Regions from separate parts of the Mus musculus genome. Here region 2 is linked to region 1. Evidence: chromatin loops called from intact Hi-C (ENCODE). Cell type or tissue: left cerebral cortex. All regions are shown on one strand. Each heading gives the region's core, and the rest is flanking DNA. Links, peaks and the distances in the headings are about the cores only. Region 1 overlaps Ppp2r5c (protein phosphatase 2, regulatory subunit B', gamma). Region 2 overlaps Ppp2r5c (protein phosphatase 2, regulatory subunit B', gamma).

Evidence for each region. A loop is a pair of places that touch in the nucleus more often than their neighbours do. Peaks named below come from ENCODE experiments on the same cell type or tissue, not always from the same donor. Only the 100,000 strongest peaks of a DNase experiment are listed, where the experiment ranks them.
Region 2: it touches region 1 in a loop (2.6-fold over the local background); 8 of 42 quality-filtered maps call a loop at or near these places.

The regions. Positions count from the first base shown.
Region 1 is chr12:110,449,424-110,457,751 of GRCm38, forward strand. The region is part of intron 2 of Ppp2r5c (protein phosphatase 2, regulatory subunit B', gamma); the gene reads left to right. Among named protein-coding and RNA genes, the nearest start is that of Ppp2r5c, 6.4 kb to the left of the region's middle. In left cerebral cortex, for the core only: a CTCF peak has its summit at 4,945; DNase peaks (open chromatin) are centred at 316, 1,669, 4,955 and 6,818; H3K27ac peaks cover 1,042 bases.
Region 2 is chr12:110,529,781-110,538,108 of GRCm38, forward strand. The region is part of intron 4 of Ppp2r5c (protein phosphatase 2, regulatory subunit B', gamma); the gene reads left to right. Among named protein-coding and RNA genes, the nearest start is that of Gm19605, 48 kb to the left of the region's middle. In left cerebral cortex, for the core only: no CTCF peak of the experiment used is centred there; DNase peaks (open chromatin) are centred at 4,174, 4,920, 5,615 and 8,133; H3K27ac peaks cover 1,003 bases.

The DNA.
Region 1 (8,328 bases), core at 71-8,070:
TGTCTGTAAAGTATGTGGGGATTTTACTGTCAGTCATGTAGGGCTCTGGAGTGTGGCCTGCAGTGTCCCATGTGATGCCCCAGTTGTCTTTTTGTATCTTTTCTAGTGCTACTGTCTAAGAGCTGGAGTCACAGAGCTCGAAATGGCCCCTGAAAAGCACTGAGATGTTGGGCCCTTCACCCCTATCTCAGAAGGATGCACGAGGCACCATGGCATGCTAAGCCCTTGGCAGATCACTGTTGAAACTATTTCCCAGGAATACAGATCCTGGAAGTGCAGTAGCTCCTGTGACCTCTGAGTTACTCTTTCTGATGGCTGTTGTCTCCCCTCAGCCTTGGGCTCTGTTCTTCCCTGCTTTTCCCACCCACTTAGCAAGTGTGATTGACTCATCCAGTGAATTAAGTCTTGACTGTACTCGCTCCTCTCCTCCTATTACTCCGACTTTGAATATTTTAGCCTGAAGAGTGTAAATGGGTTTGGTATTCATGGTTGCTCTTGGAGCCCTTCTAATGTCACGCGAGCAGCGGTGGTCCACACTGTCCCGTGAAGGCTCAGAGCCTAGACAGTTTCCACACTCCAGTTTTACAGCCTGGGGAGGTAAACAGGGCTGGTGTTGCAGCCATGGGTGAGCTGCGGAAAGGCTTGAGAAGTGATCCCAGTGAGAGTCGAGAAGTTAGCCTGTGGTTGACTTAGCACACCGCTCTCCCTCCGGGCCATGGAAAGTCCTTACGCTGGACATTCGGCTGGCCTCACGAGAGACAGGCCTCAAGTGGTTTACCTCGAAGAACACTTTTTGGCTAGCCCGTGGCTTTTTAGATAGGAGGGAAAAGTACTGGAGTGGAAGACAGCATGAGACCCAGGAAGGTCCTCCAGGCTGGGAGTGAGAGCAAACGGGGATTCAGGCCTGTCAGGAGTGATGCACGCGCTCGCCTTGGGAAACGTGTTTCCTCATCTCTTGAGACACTTTAGTGAGCTAAAGATGTTGGGGGCCCATTTTTACTGTGCGGGATAGATTGGGCCCTGCTTTGCCTAAGAAGTTTTTCCCTGTAAGATGCACAACAGCGTAGATCCAGTAGCGTAGTTATGGGTCCTGCTAAAGGTTGTTACTGCTGCTGGGCATTCGCACATTTCTCTTTCCTTTTCTTCTCTGTCCATGAGTATGTTAAACTTTGACTTGTTGCATATTCCTGTGTGTCCTGAAAATACAGATTTCTGTCCCGTGCCAGGTACAGTTTGTTTAGTACAGGTTTGCTTGTCTTTAACTGACAGGCCACAGCTGACCCACGGGCTACTTGAAGTTAGAAAACGTGGAGATGGACGGAGAGAACAAATTATCACTTGGATACGGAGGAACATGACTAGGCACATTTTATGAATACTCCAAATCCTAAATTACACTGAGATCTAGACCTTCATTTGGCAGGGTCAGGCCATTGGATGGTGTTGCTGTATTGTCTTGTCGTGTTTTTAAAATCTGTGCACTTTGTCCAAAGTTGAGATTTTTTTTTTTAAATGTGTTGATGATTTTTACAAAGTGATTTGTTTTGGACACATTAAAGGTGGTTTGAGTCTCGTTTTCCGTCTGTGCGTTTTGCATGCTGGGCTGAGTTTTGTTTGAAAGTCTTTTCAGCATCTCTTATGTAACATGCAGTGCTTGGAAGGAAGCTGGAGCAGCCTTCGCTCAGACTCGGTCTCTTACGTCGACCCTGTTTACCTTTATGAATCTCCTGTCCCTTTGCACTGCCACAGCCCTCGGAGGAAGGGACAGTAAGGCGGAGGCTTGCCAGGGGTCACGTTACGCTGGGAGCCAAATAATGTTTTTCTGTAAGTTAAACTAAAATTTATAGACGTTATTAATCTAATAACAGCCATTACGTGGGAACATAGGTAAAAATTTTATGAAAATATCTTTCAAAATTATTTCGGGGCTTTCTGTTCACTGTCTGTGGAGCAGACATCTTTCTTGAATAAGTTGGAAGGTGGCTGTGGGAGTAGTTTGGAAGGAGCCACATGGTCACTTACCTGACATCCTCTGTGGAAGGGCCAAAGCCTCCATCCATTGGCTGGCTCTTTTCAGACCTGAGGTCGGTGCCCAATGCTCAGGTGCATAGAAAGATGGTGCAGCCTCAGATGGGAGAGCTTGGGAGTTGTTGGGAAATGGCTACTCTGGATTGGCTGCCTTCAGGCCTCAGAAGCACCTGGGTCTTCCATAAGCTGCTTTTCCTCCACCTCCGACTCCTCATCCACGTGTAAGCTGATGGGTGGGAGACCTGGTGCCCACGCTGGTATGGAGGCAGGGGCTTTGTGAGAGGCTGTTCCCAGCTGCGTTTATCCTTGACCTTACCTACTAAATGCCAGTAGTAGGCATTGCTGAGTGTCTCCAGAGGACAGACTCACCCCTGCTGAGCCCTGCACTGAAAAGACGCTCTACAGAGTGTGCACGTTTGCCTCCAGAGTGCGTCTGCCGTCCCCCGGTATGCTTCCATGTTGAACAGCAGTGCTCAGACAAAAGGGAAGGGCCCTTTACATGCCTCAAAGGCATTGAGAACCCAAACAGATTTTATGTAGGTGGTTACAGCTCTCTTACCCATATTTTTCATATTAGAAATTAAAACAAAAAATTCAAGTATTCATCAATTCAGCTAATAATAGCAGTAATACTCATTACATATTAACAAAAATAGCATTTGTGTGAAAATATTTTTTTTTAAAGAAAATTCCCTGAAAAGAGGGGTATTGTTAGGGAGCTGGAGAGATGGCTCAGCGGTTAAGAGCACTGACTGCTCTTCCAGAGGTCCTGAGTTCAATTCCCTGCAACCACATGGTGGCTCACAACCATCTGTAATGGGATCCCATGCTCTCTTCTGGTGTGTCCAGGGACAGCTACAGTGTACTCACATAAGTAGATAGATAGATAGATAGATAGATAGTTTTTTTTGAGGAAAAGGGGGGCATTGCTTTAGGTTTTTTGGACATCTTTAGCTGCTTGGCTCTACAGTCAGTCCATTTTGGTAGCACATGTATCGCTCACACAAATCTTCCCGGCGTGAGACTGAAGTGAACTCATGAAATCCCATCCAAGTTGCTGTGAAGACAGTTTGGCTTCCTGGAGCACCAGCTCAGGCTCATCTATCTGAAATTTAAGATTTATTTTTTAACAATTTATATTTGTTTATGTGCGTGAGTGTTTGTGTGTACTGTGTGTGCCTAGTGCCCACAGAGACCAGAAGAGGGTGGCCCAAACTGGAGTTCCAGGTGGTTGTGAGCTGCCGTGTGGGTGCTAGGACTAAAACCAAGGTCCTCTACAAGCATGGCAGGTGCTCTTAACTCAGAGCCGTCTGTCCAGTTCAGGGAAGGCTTTCCTTCCTTAAGCCATATTTCTTTTGTCTAATATAAACGTGGGAAATAATTTGCCATCACATATCCACGGCACAGTGCTTTGGGCCTGTGGCTCGCTTGCCTTACTAGATGAGTCCTTTGGGGCCAGCTATTTAACAAGATCCGTGCTTCTTTGCAATCTCCATGTGTTAGTTGGGCCCTACAGTGGAGAAATACAGTGGTCAGTGGATTTAAAAAGTGCTTAGAAGGTTGGGAATTTTGCCCAGCCGTGGAACGTGTACCTAGGGAGTGCAGTGCAAAGGCCTTGTGGTCAGTCCTCCGCACTTGATAAATAGTGCCAGAAAAGGGAGAGCTTCAGGTCAGCCTGCTTACTGTTCTATTATTGTAAGTTATAAATAACCTTTAATTATTATTTGTTTTATGATTTTTTTAATCCCGAAAGGAATTTCAGGGCAGAGCTTTCATTCAATATTATTGATTTTAAGTAAGTGACGTCATACTAGCTCAGATGATACGGCAGTTAGGACTTTTCTTTTTGTTTATATCTGAGTCAGGGTCTTATTACCATGTAGCCCAGGCTAGCCTCAGACCTTAGCTACTCAAATGTTGAGATTGTAGGCATGTGCCCACACCTGGGACAGGACTTCCTCTGCTGTTTTGGGAAAGTTCTAAGCATTAGAAAATTCTTAGTTGGCAAAAGAATAACTGTTTCACAGACCTTGCTAGAGAAGATCAGTGGTAAATGTATCTATCTATTCAGTCTGGTTCTATTTAAAGCATTTCAGAGTGGGCTTTCCACTGAAGTGTGTTTCTCCTTCCTAATTACGTTCATTTGAACACTGCGTCTTGGAAGAAGATATTTTTGCTGTATTTTTCAAGGCAGTGCACTTCATGGTGATAAACAGATAGATGATAGGTGGGTGGATGGATGGATTGATGGGTTTCTGGCCTGGGCATCTTTGGCCCTTTTGGCCCCTGTGAGCATGGTGCTGAGGATTGTGGGGATAAGAAGGTTAATGCAGTCCTGACCTGCTTAGAACGTAAGCATTGACTGAGGTGTGCTGTATGCTCCCGTTGCCTCTGGACAGTCTGTGTGCTTGGGAGTTTCTTGCCAGTTCCCCTTAGTCGGTGTTGAATGGAGGGCCTAGGTAGGGCCCATCTCCTAGAAAGAGCCAGATGCTGCTTTGGGTCAGGGCGCCAACGCTTTTAGCGCCTAAGCGGACAGGACCAGGTCTGTGGGACAGGCAGGGAAAGAGATGGGAGAGGTAACCTAAACATGGAGGCACAGGTAGCTGCAGGGGGAGCACAGGCTTGTGGACAGCCACAGGACAGAGCAGAAGTTTCCCTGCCCTTGTAAAGGACATCCCTGGTCATCATGGTCATCAGCTAACTGCCCAGCCACTGGCATGGCTCACAGGATGTCTTCTTGAGGCACAAGACAACTGCCCTGAAAGCTTCAGTGATGGGAAGAGCCTGCCGTGTTTCCCAGATGGTGGGTGTACCCTGGTCCCGGCTGAGCAGCACTGTCTCTGCTCCTCTACTTTCCCCTGGCTGGGAGCAGTACTTAGTAGTTTTGCTGCTTCCCAGGCCGCAGCATCCGTGTTTCTCCACCTGGGGGAGTCAGAGAACAAGCCTAGAATTTAAACTCCAGGGAGAGGCTAAAAGCCTTCACTGAGGGTGCACAGAGCTGCCCTTTATCTTTGTGTGTGTGTGGTTTTCTTGTTGAGAAATGTGACATTGATAGATGAGTTCCCCACACTGTACAGCCTACAGGCGTTGGTGTGGCCACAAATGTTAGCTTTGTCCAGGGAGGAGCTCAGAAGTTGGCCACATCAAGTGATTTCATTTCAACCTAAAGTCATGAGAATTAAAGTCAAGTTCCTTGGGTTAGCCGCATTTCAAGTGCGCAGTAGCCCCGTGTGGCTCAGACCTACCAGATGTGGAGTGTATATAGTGTCTGAGAGAGTCCCGTGAGGGAGAGCTGACAAGTAGCCAGACAGTATTTTACACAACCATTTCTAACATGAGCGAACGGATTGTAGTTTAGCCCCACTAGCTCTCTTTAACAATACAAATTATCAAAGTTCAGATTAAAAATTTAAACAAAAAGAAGAAACAAATAGGCAAGAGAATAGCTAAACTTAGAGAAAAGAAGACACAAGAGAGAGTATCTTGGTAAGGTGTGAAGGCACTATGTTTACCTCTTGGTCCATGACAGGCCTCCCCAAGTTCTACACGTGAGGAGACTCCATTTTCTTAGGTGAGGGAACCTTGAGAAACCCAAGAGAAGGCACATGGTGTCATAGTCGCTCTTGCAGACAGTGTCTTGTATGTCTACATTTTTATAGGTGAAAACATCCATGGTTAAAATACAGTATGAAGGCTGGGGTGTTGTCAGTGTGAAGCATGTGAGTGCCTACTGTGCATTAGACCCTGGGTCTAACTATTTTATTAAATAGTACGGGAATCTATTCTCACTGCACACACAGCCTGCTTTCAGTGTTCAGGGACAGTCTTGCCAAGGATTTGACATTCAGATGGAACTCTCTCTTCCCAAAGGGGTGATAGGCAGGTGTTGGGGTGTTTGGAGCCGGCGAATGAGGGCAGATAACTGGTGGGTGAGTGGGTTTGCAGAGTAGGAGAAGGTGGCTATTCATAGCATGGTACCCCACCTCTGTGGGTCCCTGGAGCCAAGTCACATCCCCTCCTCTGAGCTTCCCCTTTGAAGATTCATCTGTGGAGAACTCTGCCCAGAGACGCCTATGGCACATGACCCCCAGTATTCTTGCTACCAAAGGTCACAGCTCTGTGAGTCCTTTCCTACCACTGGGAAACAGGCTGGCAGGTTTGCTCAAATCCATGGTCAATGATCAGAAAACCCTCCTTCCTCTCTGTTTCTACCTCTCAGCAGGAAGTGTTGCCCTAGAAAAATGAGCTTTCTGTGAAGGGCTAGATATAACTGTCCTAGGCCTTTTGGGCCTAAAATATTTGTATGGTTTGTCCCAGCTGCTGACTGTGCTATTGTAGGAGAGAGCAGCCTTAGACAATGGCCAGCAAACAGGTACCACCTTCTCACAGAACTGCCTCTCATGGAGTAGGTGGAAGCAGGGCAGTGTGGCCCAGGGATTTGGCTTTCTGGCCCTGGTCCAGGGTGCATCCATGCAGCTGGCCACTCAGAGAAAGTGGTGAGGTGGTTGGTTATCAACAGGCTTGGACCCCCATCTGAAACCAGCCCTGGTTAGCTCACGGCAAGGAGCATCCTTTGTGTTTGCCTCCGTTCACCATCGTGAACCCCTTGTGATCCCAGTGGCTTGGCCCTGCTCTCTGGCACAGTAGGCATCTCACATGTCCTCGTGAATTCTCAGAGCTGCAGAGTTTGAATGAAGGAAACATGCTGTTTGTTCCGTGTAGTAATCCCTTATATGGTAAGACGCTTAGGAGTGAGGCTCTGTCACCAAGCCAGTTGCTTATTTTGCTGGTTGAATGAATAATTCTGAAGCACCGAGACTAACAAGCACCCATGTCTCTGTTGCCCAGAATTCTCTCACTCCATGTTCAGGAGGAGGATGCCTGCTGTACAGGAGGTGTGGGGAACAGAAGAGACATTTGGACTTTGGAGGAGGCATCGCCTGTTAGAAAGTCCTCACCCTTTCTTGATATCTATTGCTTCTCTGGGGTAGCCTCTGCCACCATGCCCAGTAACTGTTGGGAAGACTTGGAGAGTGGCCCATACCCACTGTGGTAATAACACAAGTCAGCAGGGGCCTGCCTGGGTGGCTTGTCGCCCCAGCTCCTCATGGCACCTGGTAGATAGTTCTACTTTCCCTCCTCTCAAGAGCTTCCCCTGGAAGGACCCAGAGTCCGAGTGCTCGGGCCCTGAGAAGGTCAGAAAGGTCGCTGCCCTGTGCCTCAGGATACCTTAGATCGCCCTGCAGCTGCCTGAGGTTCCCCAGGGATGCGAGTGATGAGGCCGGAGTCTGCACTCGGAACTCTCAAGAGGAAAGTCATCTATCTTGCTTTGAGTTTGATGAGCAACACTGTGTTTGCGATTAGTACCTCAAACGCAAGAGCACCGACTGCTCTCCCAGAGGTCCTGAGTTCAATTCCCAGCAACCACATGGTGGCTCACAACCATCTGTAATGGGGTCTGATGCCCTCTTCTAGTGTGTCTGAAGAGAGCAATAGTGTACTCATATACATAAAACAAATAAATCTTTTAAAAACAAGAAGGAGGCTAAGGGAAACCCTGGGGTCTCTTAGGCGGATGAGCAATTAGACCAAAGCACACCTGCCGTGGTCTCCAATCCAGGACAGCGGCCAGAGAGAAGAATCAGGGTGGGATTGCTGGGTCACCTGATGGTTATTCAGTTCACCTACTGAGGAATTCTAGCTCTTCCCCAACTCGAAACACACACACACACCACACACACACACACACACACACACACACAGTTGTCAGGTATTGCTATCTTCCATTTGTTTGAACCGACTGCCTATGCTGAGGCTGTTGGCTAGTCCGGTGGAGCACCTTTCTGAGTGCCTGTAGCCTTCCTCTTGTTGAGTTACCGGGAGAAGTTTTTGTATTTTGGCTACTGATAGATTGTCATCAGATATGTAATCCACAAGTATTTTGTCTTTATCAGTTGTATTTTACTTTTTATAATGCTTTTTATGTATAAAAAGTATATTTTTATTTTTCAGGTTTTGTTGTTTTCATTGTAGTTAGCAACTTGCTGTCAAATCCAAGGCAGTGAGATTTGTTTTTGGTGCTTCTAAGAGTTTTATGGTTTTTACTGTTGTATCTTAGGTCTTTGGTACATCTTGAATTAGTTTTTATATACTTTCCTATGTGTCTGTCCCAACTCTGTCCGTTGTCTGCCTGTATTTGTCTGTGGGGTAGTCTCGCTCATTAGTTCTGTCTGACCTACCACTATGTCAGTCAGATCACACTATTTTGATTAAAATTGTATCTTAAAAGATGTTAACAGA
Region 2 (8,328 bases), core at 258-8,257, 81 kb after region 1:
TGGATTTTCTGTGTTACAGTTTGTTTAGGATATAACTGATATCCCAAATATTGAAATTGCCTTTGAATCTGTTTTGGAGCAACAACCAATCCTCGAGACTTTAAAGCTTGTTATAGAAGAGCCAAGGCTTACAGTAAAACTCTTCAGAAGGATCAGCTACTACAACATCATCCATATAATGAATAACATACACAGAAAGATTCAAAGTCCTAACCTTTTGTATTGAAGCAGCAACAAATTTTTGACATAAAGTAAGGCCATTAGCCATTCCTTGAGGCAAAACTTTCCAATGATATTGCTCCATGGGTTCTTTAAAATTACAAGCAGGCTCACTAAATGCAAGCCTTTTAGGGTCTTTTAAATCTATAATAGTTGATACATATTTTTTTGGAATGGCAGCTGGAGTCAGTAAGCCAGGCTGTAATGCTCCCATAAGTTCCATAGTTCCATTGACCTTTGGCAAATCTTGCAGTCATCTCCACTTGCCCGAATTGTCTTCATAATTACAAATGTGGGTGAGTTCCGGGGGGTTAGAACCTGGAGCTTGTGACTGGACTGTAAACTGCCAATCTCCCCTTAGCTTTATGCATATTTAACTATTTAACATAAAAAGTTTCTTTTGCAATATCAGAGCATTACCATAATTTTGGAAGGCAAGACCAATTTTTAACAGTGTAAACAATCCAGTCTCTCTAAAATCAATACCAAGTGCATTATTTTCATGTTACAAAGTTTGGCTGCCAGTTATTGTAAATGAATGTGCGACAGTGCAGCTTTCAATTTTTAATACCTCATTAAAGAAACATTGTTTTAAATCCTATCTTTTATAAGTCTGACTTCTAGATCAAAGAATTACATAAAATATTATTCCAATTTAGAGGCATCTTTAGAGCCCTGTTTCCCTAGGTTGGCTCATGCCATGTGTTGTTGCTAGAATGACTCCAACCCTGAGTTACCAGTTTTTGTTTGTTTGGTGTTTGTTTGTTTGTTTGTTTGTTTCGAGACAGGGTTTCTCTGTGCAGCCCTGGCTGTCCTGGAACTCACTTTGTAGACCAGGCTGGCCTCGAACTCAGAAATCCACCTGCCTCTGCCTCCCGAGTGCTGGGATTAAAGGCGTGCGCCACTATGCCCGACTGAGTTACCAGTTTTAAGCCAATTTTGGGTTACCAACATTACAAATTTTTAACCATACCCAAAAACTTATATGCCAATAATCTATAACCAACACATGCAGAACATATTTATACAGTTAAAACCAGTCAGAAGCCAGGCGTGGTGGGCACGCCTTTAATCCCAGCACTTGGGAAGCAGAGGCAGGTGAATTTCTGAGTTCGAGGACAGCCTGGTCTACAAAGTGAGTTCCAGGACAGCCAGGGCTACACAGAGAAACCCTGCCTCGAAAAAACCAAAAAACAAACAAACAAACAAAAAAAAAACAGTCAGAAACAAACATGAAGTGGTTATATACATTTACATAGTTAGACTAGACAGACAAATTTTTCTTACTTTTTCTAGCTGTAATTTCATGGGAGGAGCACCCTGCCACCTGCTGAACCCAAATGTTCCAGCAGATAAAGTTTTAACCATTTTTTCTTTTGAATATGAAACACAAAGCAACAGTCAGGCAACAAAACAAAGCCACAGACATAAACTGACAGACATGGACAGACTGACACACCGAGGACAAACAATAGACAGAGGGAAGAGAACTGGATGTCCCACCAAAGGAACCCAGATCCAGGACTAGGCATCCCCCAGTGGGAGCCAGAGAGGAAGCAAGCTATCTCCTGAACTCCTCTTGTCCCTAGCGTACCTCTAAGCATTTGTGCAAAAAGCATTTTACTAGCCCTGTCCCATTTCACAGACTTTACTCACTGCTGGCCCAGATTTTTGTATTTTCCTTTGTGTGAGCTTCCTCTTCTGCCATGCCCTTCACTGAACCCCTCGTATTCGAGCCTCAACATTGAGGGCACCACCTGACCAACCCAGCTCAGTCAGTCAGCAAGGTCTCAAGGGAAGGAGTGAGGCTTAAAGAGAGAAAAGACAATTCAACAACATTGTAGCATGACTCCAGCAAGTACTGAAGCAAATTTATTTTTTCCCAGCCTGCTTTTGTACCATTCTAAGTACATGCAAAGAATAAGGTCAGTTCTTGGTCAAGGACAAACCAGGCATAAACAAAGGTCCCATGGTCACTATATTTGGGGACTTATCAAGATGATCAAGATACAAAGAGTATGTATGTTCCTCAGCTGTATTTTTCTTGAGCTTACTTCCTTGTCTTAGCCCAATGTCAGATCTTCTTGCGAATTTCCTTGAAGCAGCCCCAGGGTCTCTGGTTCCCTGGGGATGCCAAGAGCTCTCCACAGCAGGTTTCCCGGTTCCCCGGGGATGCCCTGACACACTCGGTGTTCGCTGCCACCTAGGTTGCTGGCAGGTGTACCTGTCACAGGGTCAGCAGAGACTGCGGCTTCCTTCTGGGCTCAGGCCTGGGTCACAGTGACGTGGCTGAATGTGCTGAGCTCAGGGTTGTTGGTTGCATGGACCTGTCGCCGTTCGTTCCTTTTTATAGAAAAGAGGAGAGAGTTTGAGATCAGCCAGCATGCCAAGTGCACTGCTCCTCCTGTGGGAAGACAAGGTGAAGAGACAGCCCCAGCATTTGTCACTGTGGCTCCTGCATAAACGTGGTGGCTGGAGATCTGGGCCTGCAGCATTGCTTCTGCTGTCACAGTCAGGTCTGCTGCCCAAAGACTGACGGAGATGGAAAAGCAGTTGGAAGCACTGCCATTTTAACCATTCCTACCCTAAATTTCTTAATTTATGTAAAAATGGAGCAGAGCCCTTCTGAGAGTAAATTCCCTAAGAGGAAAGTTGAGGTCCTGAATTGCTGAATTCATGGGACACTACTTTCTCTAAAGCCTTGGACACAGGAAGGGAGGCCTTGTGGGCAGAAAGAGGTCTGGCTAGGGCACTGTTTGGATAGATTGGCTGGCTCAGGAGCCCTTCGCAGCACATGGAGCTCTGGGGTTACCCAGACACCTGTGCTGGATCACTAACCAGAACACAGCTCAGTGTACTCAGTGAGTCAGGAAACATACACTGCATCCCTTCTGAACTCCCGAGGCACCCTGTTACCTGAGGGCGCTTGCACTGAAAATGGTAATATGGTCTCAGCCCTCCCAGAGACTGCCTGGACGTGTCTGAGGGACAAGACCAGACAGTAGTAGCAGCAGTCAGAGCTGAGAGCTGCACAGGCAGCCTGACCACTGTTACTGTCTAGAGGATGAGCTGATCCGCCCAGAGTCAGAGAGTGGGGCAGGGTGGTGCCCGGCAGGGGCCGTGCTCCAAGGACCCCAGGAGCAAAAAGACTTAGGTTGGGTGGAGTGTGGCTAGAGTCCTGACCCTGGAAACCTAATGGTTGTGAGAGAGTGCACACTGCCCCTTCACTCTGGCTGCCTGCTGAGAACATGTAGGAAGAGCTTTGCCATGGTGGGTGGGGGTTGCCGTGGGACAGGCTGGCTGACAGACATGCCCCAGCATGACAGATAGGTAGTGGAGTAAGCTACTTAGCTGGGACAGCTGAGAGAAATGGGCAGGTGTGGGTGGTGTTAGGGTAGGAACAAGATGTGGTTTGATTTGATTTGAGATGTGCAGAGAGAGAGGCTACTGTCCAGTTCTAGGTGCAGATGCCCCAGTCACTATTGTACTGTGTGCTCAAAGGAGAGTGTTGGACATCCGAGGATAGCCCAGACTTGATCCACAGACTCTCAGGGACAGCTTTCTCTCTGCCCCATATCCCATGCTCAGTATGAAGCTATTCTCTTAGACACTCTTTATTCTCTTGAGCTTCCATGTGGGTGCTGGGAGTTGAACCTGGGTCCTTTGTAAGAACAAGTGCTCTTAACCACTGAGCCAACCCTCAAACTCCTTGTTTCTAATTTTCATTCCCAGTCTTTGATACCTTGAACTCAGGTGTTTTTTGTGACTTGGTTTAATGTGAGTGTTGCTTTTTGCAGTAGGACATTAAACTGCAAGACTTATTTCATGGAGAGTTGGTTAGATTAGGTGACTGGGATATTAAAAACACACGGTATGAAGTGCTGTTTTCTATCTGTGGCATAGAAGTAAATTCGTAAGAATAAAATCAAAATAGCAGACAGAAAGTGAGTCATGAAACACAGTGAAGTGTCACTCATCTAACAGAGGCTGAGTTGTTGGTTACTTATTTAAGTAGGCTCTAAAAATAAACCTAGAGGAAGACAGGCCCAGCGGTTAGCTATACCTGCCTTTGCATAGTGTGACCTTGGGAATTCCACTTTGCCCAGTGTTTTGGTAATTCTAAAATACTTTTACAATGATTATGTACCACATTTATTATCATCCAAACTCCACAAATTAAAAACAAAACTAGACTAAAATCAAGCACTGTGTAACACTATGATAGTGCTGCCCACGTAGGACTCCTGTTGGTTTCCAGGATTGAGTTCGCCCCATTATTTTACCACTCACCCCATTAATCTAGTCACTGTTGCACACTTGATTACATACTGGTTTTCGGGTTTTCCTCAGGATATACTGGAACAAACCTGCAGTGTTCTCCCACCCACATCCCAGGACAGGCATCTCATGGACCCTGGGATGGTTGAATTTGGACACTTGTCGCTGCTTCAGTGAGGAAAGGGCATTGTTCGGGTGCTGCGAGCGTGCAGTGGGGAAGGAAAGGGTGTTTAGAACTGAGGAGGAGAGGATAGTCGCCAGCGGCGTTTCCATATACTTTACAGCCCTGCTTCGAGTGAGGGTTAAGTCACGCGGCCCTCTGTCGTTCTTTGCTTTACCAGCGTTACAATAACCTGGGTTAAAGACTATGAATAACAGTGACGCGCTGAGATTATCTGCATCCTTTAAAGAGCTCTGCTCTTGCAATTTTGAAAAATTCCCCTGTTTGATGGTTTTAAATAGTAAAAGAAATACATGGTTATTTTTATAACAAGTGAAACAAATTTAAAAAGAAAACAACTCTTTCCTCACGCCACCCTTCTCGCTGCTTTAGGCATGCTCATTCCCAACCAACAAATTCATTCTAGTTCTTCTTTTTTTTTTTTTTTTCTTTTGCGAAATCTGCTGAGAAGCCTTGGGGAGGATGAGTGAGTTCAGGTCGTAGGTGATGTCACAGGTGGGCTGAGGAGTGTGGCCAGTGTGTCAGTCAGATGTGCGGAGTTCGCTTGTTCAGTGTATCTCAGTAGAGCTTGGATGGTTGAGCCCCAGAGTTGTTAGGTTAAAACCTTGCAGTCCCTGTACTCAGGCGGCACAAACAAGGAGATGGCAGCAAGTTTGAGGCTGGTCTGCTCTTCGTAGCAAGTCTCAAGCCAGCATGGTTGCTAGGTGTTCCTTTTGCTCGTGGAGCAGATCAAAGAGATTCAAAGAACCAGAGTGGAGGTGAGCCAGGAACTTTGGAGGAGCCTCTGGCCTAGAGAGAGTTATTCTCACACTGTCTGCCAGCCACTCATCTTTCTATATACCTGTGCCCTGGTCTTTGCCAGAACGTCTGGGAAGTGGGCTTGTCCCGGTGTGACTGTTAGAGTCTGGTTTCTGTTGCTAAGCAAGTGTTGGCGATTGATCTTGTTGGGTGAGTCAGTGGTCCCCTCAAACTGCTCCCTGTGCTGTTCATTGTACAAGCACCCAGCCCGCTTATCCCTCCCCCAGTTGATGCCTTTGGGTGGCTTCTGGCGTTGGCTGCAAGCTGTTGTGTTTGTAGGTGAGCTTTAGACTCAGATGTGCATGAACTTTGTGCACACTGCAATGGGTTTCGGGCCAGCACGCTAGCACCCAAGAACTCTGTCCTTCATTTAGATGAAGCCAGCTCTGACTCATTTCTGTAATTGCTAATACTGTGGAGCCATGGCTAAAGAACCCAGAAAGATTTTCCTTGTGTTCTTTGTTACAGGTTTACATTCTGATTTAGGTCTGTGGCTCATTTGTCTGCAGGCTCTTTTAGCCGCCCTATCATTGAAGAGGCTGCCAACCTCCATAGAACAGCTTTGCACAGTAGTTGTACATCAATTGACTATATTAGTGAGTCTGTTTCTGTATTCCACTGTGTTCTGCCATTGGTCTCTGGGACTCTGTTCTCTGATTACTGTATATTGGATCCCAGAGTCATGGGATCTGGGGCTGCCCGGGCTCGCGGGTGCTGTCTCGTTGCTCTCTGCTGTTCCTCGGTTCCTGCCTGGCTCCTCCCCTGCTGTCTTCAGGCTCCCCGGTCTCTCATCTGTCAGTTCCACCCCGTAGTTCATGTCTCACCCTTTGGGCATCACCCCTGGTAGTTGGATTTGTATCTTTTGTTTATAGCTTCTGTGTCTATGCCTCACTTTTTGTCTGCTGATACCCACCTCAGTCAGGTCAGTTCCAGGTGGATGGCCTATTCTGTCAGTGTGCATTGCCTTTCCCTGTTTTCCACCTATCTGGTCTTCACCTGTGTGAAACTGTGCATTTGTCCTGTTGAGTCCTGTATATTTAGTTTTTTTTTTCCTTTTAATGTTTTTGAGGCATACTTGGAGATGCAATTAAGAAATATGGAGACAGTTTGATCCTTTTGGTTCTTGTTTTAACCATTAAGCAGGACCTGAGCTGTGCTAGCCTAGAGCTAACAACTTCTCCATTGCCAATCCAAGGCCCAGATGGCGCTGAGTCCAAGGCACCAATGGTTGGGAGTTTTCCTGGCCTGCTTGATAAAGTAGCCACTCTCCCCAGCCTCCCCTAATACAGTTATCTTTCAATGTCCAGGGGGATTCATATATCAGGGGATGCTCAAGACCTTTATATGAGGGGTATCATGTCTGCAGAAGCACGTCTCCCTGTCCACTCTCAGTTTTCTCCTGCTTTAAGTCATCTCTAGAGACTACACCTAAAACACTGCAGGTGCTGTGTGATGACTCATTACCTAGAACACCTCAGGTGCTATATAATGCACTGTATTGTTTAGAAGACCATGACTTAAAAAGAGAAGTCTCTATGTTCAGCAGAGATGCAGCATTTTATTGCCTTTTTTTTTTTTAGGGGTTCTCTGTATAGCCCTGGCTGTCCTGGAACTCACTTTGTAGACCAGGCTGGCCTCGAACTCAGAAATCCGCCTGCCTCTGCCTCCCGAGTGCTGGGATTAAAGGTGTGGGATTAAACCACGCCCAGCTATGCCAAATATTTTTGAGACTTGATTGACTGAATCCAGGGACATGAAACCTACGGGTAAAATGTCAACTGTACTGGGTCCTCACTAATCCTTGTGTGTGTTTTCATGGCCCCTGGTAGTTTTCTCACATCAAATAGCTACATGATGTTGTGCTAATCAACGACAGGACCTTTCCAGTTTCAGAACTCCCTCCTCTGTGGGACTGACTCAGCCTTGCAAGTTCACATTGCCCCTCCTGCTGGGCTCTACAGCCTGGGAGTGTCCTGGTGGTCATTACAGGCTCCCTTCATCTCTTCCATCTCCTGGGATCAGAAGGATGTAGTGCCATGAATTTTTACCTAGTGAGTTTGGTCTTTAGGACAGTAGAATAAGCCCATCCCTATGACACTTAGCTATGGCCTCAACTGAGTCAGCCATGGGCACAGGGTAGTAGGATTAAAGGCAGTCACGTAAGTGATGGTTCCATGGCCTTTCTCACTTCCTTACATTGTGTGGGAGGTAGGGCATATTGATGGGATATTCTGAAGGCTTCCTAACTCCCTCACACTTTATGCCAATAAAAATATCCATCTGCTGCTAGACAGAGCAAATGTGTTAAAAAACTGATCTTAGAATCCAGGTGTAACTGCTCACTAGACCGCACTTACAGCTTCATGTTAAAATTGGTCAGCATCAAACATTTTGGGATTCAGCATCCAGAATGTACTTAAAACCATTGGCCATGGGAAATAACTCAGGATTCGTTTCTTGTTCCACCTTTGTTCTACTTTGCTTTCTTACAATACTGGGAATTAATCTGGGGCCTGTGCCTGACAGAGGAGTCCCCTGCCAAGCCGCTACATACTCAGCAAACACTTGGTGTGGTTTGGTTTTCTGTTCTGTTTTGTTAGAAACAGAGTCTCTTATAGCCCATGCTGGCTGCGTAGCCAGGAATGGCCCTGAATTTATGACGCCGCGGCCTCCACCTTCCACGTGCTAGGTTACAAGCCTGTGCTCTGTTTTATGATGTGCCAGGGAGGAGCCCGTGCCTTCCTGCCTGCCAAGCAAGCAGGCTGCCAGCTGAGCTCAGCTCCAACCCTCCCACTGTTGGACACTGTTATTTCTAAGCAGATACTAATTGACCTGCCTTACGAGCTATTACT